Regions from separate parts of the Homo sapiens genome. Here region 2 is linked to region 1. A link is an interaction called in ENCODE POLR2A ChIA-PET data of the cell type or tissue named here. Cell type or tissue: A673. All regions are shown on one strand. Links, peaks and the distances in the headings refer to the core of each region. The heading gives the core; the rest is flanking DNA.

Region 1 (2,905 bases), core at 154-2,653:
TTCTGGAAGGAGAGTTCCCACAGCCCTTGCCCTCCTGCGGTTTCTGGGGATGCTTAGAATGTTTTCCTAAAATGAAATTACAAACATGAATCTCTTATATGCAAGCAAACTTTCATACTGAGCATGCCAATTACAGGCTTGTCATTTTCCCTTTGTAAACCCCAATCTTTAGCCATAAAAATGTGCTTATGATACAACTTTTTGAGCTCAAAAACTCAATTGGTTTTTTTGTGGGGTGGGGGAGAAGCAGGAATTTGAAAATGTCTTCTTAGCCATTTTAAGGGAAAACAATCAAACACAAATTAACCATTACTGGTCTTGATCATAATTCAGCAATTCTCTAACCTCAAATTATCTTTTAAAAAACATTAAATTGTAATATAGTCTTTTCTAAAGGTAGGGGTAGAGGGTCTCCTGGAGACAGAGGAAAGAGAATGAGTGCATGTGGAGGGGAGCGAGGATTTTACAAAATAAAGCGAATAAGGAGACATGGAAAGTGAGCTCACAGGGTTTGAGGATGAGCCCCCGGGCATACAGCTGACCAATCCACCCCTCCGAGCCGGGGCTGCCACGGCCCTGGGTGTACGGCTGACCAGTCCACCCCTCCGAGCCGGGGCTTCCACGGCCCTGGGTGTACGGCTGACCAATCCACTCCTCCGAGCCAGGGCTGCCACGGCCCTGGGTATACGGCTGACCAGTCCACCCCTCCAAGCCGGGGCTGCATGGCCCTGAGTGTACGGCTGACCAGTCCACCCCTCCGAGCCAGGGCTGCCATGGCACGTGTTCTCCGACAGCATTGGGTGAACAATAGGCTTTGAAACCAAACTCAGAATTGTCTGTCATTAGGAGCATTAAGCTATATTCGTAACTTTATTTCAAGAAGGGTTTGTGTGGTTTAATACAGCTATAGCTTTTTCTAACAGCCACACACTCTAACTTTGACACATTTGAAGATAGAAGATCTACAGGGAAATGTAGAATCAAGAGCCATAAGACACTGGGTTACAGTTCATGAGAATTTGCAATTTAAGTATATGATGACTGAAAAAGAGATGGAGATGCATCGGCAAATGTATCTTTCGGCTGCTACATCTACAAGTAGGTTAATTAAGTCACCATCGTTCTGCAGAGAAAAGTGTAAAACACAGTGATCAAGTGAACTCTTCTCCAGGGTTACACAATTCCTAACCTACACCATCCTCAGAGGAGGAGCCACGTGCTTCTGCCAGGCTCCAAGGAGCTCAGCCCAGTGAGGAGGAGGGAGGGGGCCAGGGCAACGCACACCCTTCCCCACTGTTGGGCCACAGATGGGGCTCTGTCCTTGGGGGCTGTGCTGGGGGATAGAGGAAGAGGCTCCCAGGCAAGGGGCATGCCTGGCTGCGCGCAGCAGCCTTCTGAGCTCAGGAACAGCTTGTACAGGGCTGGGCGCCTCTGGAGGGCAGGCAAGGGCCTGGGGCTGCAGCCCCACTCATCTCCTCCCCCAGTGGGTGTCTCAGAAGGGGCTGCAGAGGGGAGGCTGCCCCCTCAAAGTCCTGGGCCTTTTACCCAAGAGACAGACACCTCCAACTTTCAGCCAGTGCCCACCCAGCCTGCTATGCGCCAGGACCTAGATTCGGAGTCAATAGGCACCTTTCACCGCTGGCTGCCCATGGGCCTAGGCCACATACACACGTTCTGTTTTAAATTCAACCACATAGCTCAGCTCTCGCTCTCATCTGGTGCACCTGGAATAGCGGATGGGAACTGGATTTACTGAGTAGCATCCACGCATCTGCCCTCGGGGGATGCACCCAAAACGCCCCTAAGAACGTGTCCATTGCAACCCTCCACAACTGAGTCAGCCCCAATTCCTGCTCTCTGGGAATCGTGATAAGCCGGGGACCCCTGAAGCAGAGCTCCCTCCACGAAGCCCTCATATCCTCAAAGAAGGGAGGGGAATTCGAAGGTAAAATTGTCAAAACTTCGTGATCCTCTGTGGAAGTCCACAAGACAGGGGGATTGCTCTTCTGATGGGACTGGCTCAGCTGTGGGCAGCAGGTGAGAAAGGGCATGAGATGCATGCAGGCCCCCCGACGCCAGTGCTCCCTGAACACCCCGTGAGAAGGCTCCTGCCCCTCGCAGCCAAATGTGCCATAGGGCAGGTACTCAGGACAAAGCCCTTGGTTCACAGGTGACACCACCCACGTGTGGAAAAGAAGCACTTGGGCAGGGCACCCCACACCAGCCAGCAGGGTTTGGAACCTCACTCCTCCAGCTTCCAGCCTGGCTCTTCCACTAAGAATGCAGCCTCCACCCCCCACTACCCCACCTCCACTGTCCAACAGGCAGCGCCATTTGCCCTGATTCTAGTTGAGCCAACAAAACTCGTTGCTCGTGGAAACAGCCCTGGTTTAGAAGTCAACTCTGCCATACCAACCCCTTGCAGGGTAAAATGGGGCAAATTGCTGTATCTTCCCTGCAGGATATAAGGATGATACAGGTTAAGACCAGAAGTGTTTCCTGTTGGGGATTGTTTTGGATTTTGGAATATCTGCATATATAAAATAAAATATCTTGGGGATGGGATCCAAATCTAAGCACAAAATTCATTTATGTTTCATATCAACCTCATGCACATACCTGAAGGGAACTACATGCAATGTTTTAATAATTTTGTGGATGAAACAAAGTTTGTGTACAGGGAACCATCAGAAAGCAAAAGTGTCACTATCTCAGGCACCATGTGGAGAATTTGTGGCTGTTGGGCCTCACCATCATTCCTGACTCTGAATTTATATGTGACCAATAAGCAATCATTTTCTTACACTTATTCACACGTAAGCACTTAACAGTCAAATAGATGACATATCATTAATACAATGAAAACACAGTGTTCGCTTAGCAGCGTGGGGGCATCGGCAGAACA
Region 2 (2,905 bases), core at 105-2,604, 320 kb before region 1:
TACTGATGCAGAAAATGAAAGAAGAATTTCAAGGCGTATATGAAAGGACCTGTCCTGAAGCTATTAAATTTTGTGCATAATATTTCGTTCAAGGTGATCGAAGGCGATGGTTGTGGACTCCACCAAAGGCAGGTGGGAAGCAGGCAGCAGAGGCCCCAGGGAGGGCCTGCCGGGCAGCCAGGGGCTTTGCTTTTGTTTTTTGTTTTCTTACCGTTCCTGATGAAAGTTGAAGATCATCCGCAATCACTTCCCATTCACAGCTAAGGAAAGAAATAACTTTGTAATGACTAACAAACTATATGGCAAGATCAGGAAAATGTAAGAATCCCACAGAGCCATGGCTGCTGTGGTGATCACGCTGTGTTTTTTTGGGGTGCAGAATCCTTGCCTTTGGACCTGGGAGACACTCCTCCCACGCTCCTCATTCTGGCCTCACCAGCTCCGTGAGACTCTTCCGTCTTCCCGGTTCCTCCTCACTTTATCCCTCTGTTGTTTCAACAAGGAAATGGGTCTCATTATAATCTTTCATCTCATTCTTCTCCTTGTCATGATGATGAGATAAAGTACAGAAGTCAAGAAGTGCCTTCCAGAAAAAAAAGGATTAGACTCCTTCCTTCATTTCAGGGTTTTTCTATAATGAAAGATACAGTTAAGCCTGTTAGTTCTATCATGACAAAACAAACATGAAATTTGGAAAAGTTTGATTCAGTTTTTCTGTTTGTAAATTCTTTTGAGTAGGTTGGCTGCTATGTTTGGTTTGGACTTCAATGGACAAGGAAAAGGGAAATAATTCCAATTTTATTTAGCAGATTTAAAAATTAAAGTATAGATACTTGCATGTACTAAAAACAGAAAAAGTTATATTTTGAGAAAATGGATTTTGTTATAAATCAGCTATCCAGAAAAACTAAGAATACCATGGCTTTTAAACCATTACAGAGCTGAGGGATTTACCCACTGAGGTATTATTTTAAAGGGAAAACAAAAACTCAAGTGCAATGGTTTAGGTCAATAAACACTGCACTTTTCCAGGCAAGGCTTGTGAAGAACTTCCTGTAGCTTTCCACAGCGCGAAGGGGACGTGCAAGTTCACATCTGCACACCTAAATGTGAGCCTCCTATGAACGATGCTCTCAGAAAGAGTCCCCCGGCTGGCAGAACAAAGGCCAGGTCCAGGGGTTACTTACAAGGCTCCAGTGATGGTCATCCTAGAGCCAGAAACCGTCTGCTGGAGAAGCCCAGGTAGTTCCAACCATCATCTCACCTTGCAAAGCCACCAGATGCCACAGCGGGCCCCTGGCCGTGCAAGCTTCTAGAGAAGCTGGAAGGACCTGGAGGAGCGGAGGCAGGGCTGTCCTTGGCTCTGCTCGGATCTGCCAGGGAAGGCTTCCTCGGGTGAGGAAGAGGCACGGGGACCTTGGAGAGGCCAGGGGCTACTTGTGGACACTTCATTTTTCTAGTCTGCCAGGTCCTAGAAAGTAGAGCTGGCCAGCCAGGACACTCTCTCCTGCAAAGCCCACCCAGGGGTCGCCAGGACCCACTGGATGGCCATGCAGTCATGGCTGAGCCACATGGCCAGACTGACCAGCCAGGGGCTGGCAAAAGGCCATCAGAACATGAGTGCAAACATCAGGTACATTTTCAGAACACAAAACTTTATCCTATCTTTAATCAACACCACAGTAAAAAAATATTTATTCTTTAACAGCCCACCCTCTTTGTTCCAGCTACAAGTCAGGAGCAGACGCCTGACCCTTGGGGAAATCTCCTGGGTGGGACCCCTCTCTGAGGGCTGGGCTCCCTCCCCCACTAGGGCCCTCCAGAGACTGCCAGCCCCAGGCCTGCGCCAGCCTCCAACCCCCGCCCCCTCCCTCTTCAAGCCCTACTTCTCTGCCGGATCTACTTGCTGCAGGAGGCAGACATCCCATGGTGGGAATACCCGCAGGCCAGTGTGTGCAGCGACGTAGTGCTCAATACTTGGATGGCTCACCTTCCTGCCACGGAGGTTTAGGGCCAGGGGAAGCAGCTCAGCCTCAGTGCCTGGGCTTCCCAGAAGCACCCCGCTCGGACATCCAGCCCAATGCGCCTGCTGCTGGCCTCGGGGACAGGCTGTTGAGGACAGGCTGCCAGGCCTGAGCAAGCCTACGGCACCAGCAGGCTCAGCACAGGGCTGGGAGTGGGTGGGATGGGAAGTGAGTCTTCAGAGAGGGAGAGGGAAGGAACTAGAAACAACCACTTAACATCTATGTGGAGCCTGGGAGCATTTGTGGAAGTCATCCCCCTTACTGTTGAAAAGATGCAAATTTGGTGAAATAATCAGCTGTATGGCTCCAGGCTGTTTCCCAAGTACCCTGATTCCTAACAGGAGCGAAGGTATTAGTGTAAGACACCAGCAAGGCCAAGTTCACGTTGCTCAGAGGTAGCCCCTAACCAAACTCCGCCAAGTGCTGCAAAAGAAGATTTGTTATCTCAGGAAGGCAGTTCATCCAATAAAGCCAAAAAAATAAAAAATTAAAAATTAAAAAAAAAGAAGAAGAAAACAAACCAGAGTCCTTAAGGCTGGTTAAAGGGGAGCAAAACAGCCGAGCCCACCGGCACTCGGCACAAAGGGGGCCACTGGTTGTGTTCCCACAGTACCCGCTTCCTTGGCAAAGTGGCTCACATCACTGCAGAATGAAAGGCAATTAAGGCAAAGATATTTTTCCAGCATTGTTTTAAGTTCCACATCAAATATTCTTTCAGACATTCAAGAATCCACTTATCTCCAAATGAAGGGCAGAAGCTAAGCTAGTGATTTTTTGCATAGGATCTGCTCTTTATGGAAAGCATGTGAACGACGCCAGTAGATTCTGCGACATCGCGACTTCCATTAGAAAAGCGCCCAGTGAATCACTTCATACAAAGA

The links. ChIA-PET counts read pairs that join two places held together with the same protein. Peaks named below come from ENCODE experiments on the same cell type or tissue, not always from the same donor. Only the 100,000 strongest peaks of a DNase experiment are listed, where the experiment ranks them.
Region 2: POLR2A ChIA-PET joins it to region 1 with 6 read pairs; 4 of 35 experiments call an interaction of 5 or more read pairs at or near these places.

Annotation. Positions count from the first base shown.
Region 1 is chr10:129,347,840-129,350,744 of GRCh38, forward strand. No RefSeq gene overlaps it. Among named protein-coding and RNA genes, the nearest start is that of MGMT, 120 kb to the right of the region's middle. In A673, for the core only: no CTCF peak of the experiment used is centred there; no DNase peak of the experiment used is centred there.
Region 2 is chr10:129,023,893-129,026,797 of GRCh38, forward strand. No RefSeq gene overlaps it. Among named protein-coding and RNA genes, the nearest start is that of LINC02667, 110 kb to the left of the region's middle. In A673, for the core only: no CTCF peak of the experiment used is centred there; no DNase peak of the experiment used is centred there; H3K4me3 peaks cover 557 bases; H3K27ac peaks cover 2,089 bases.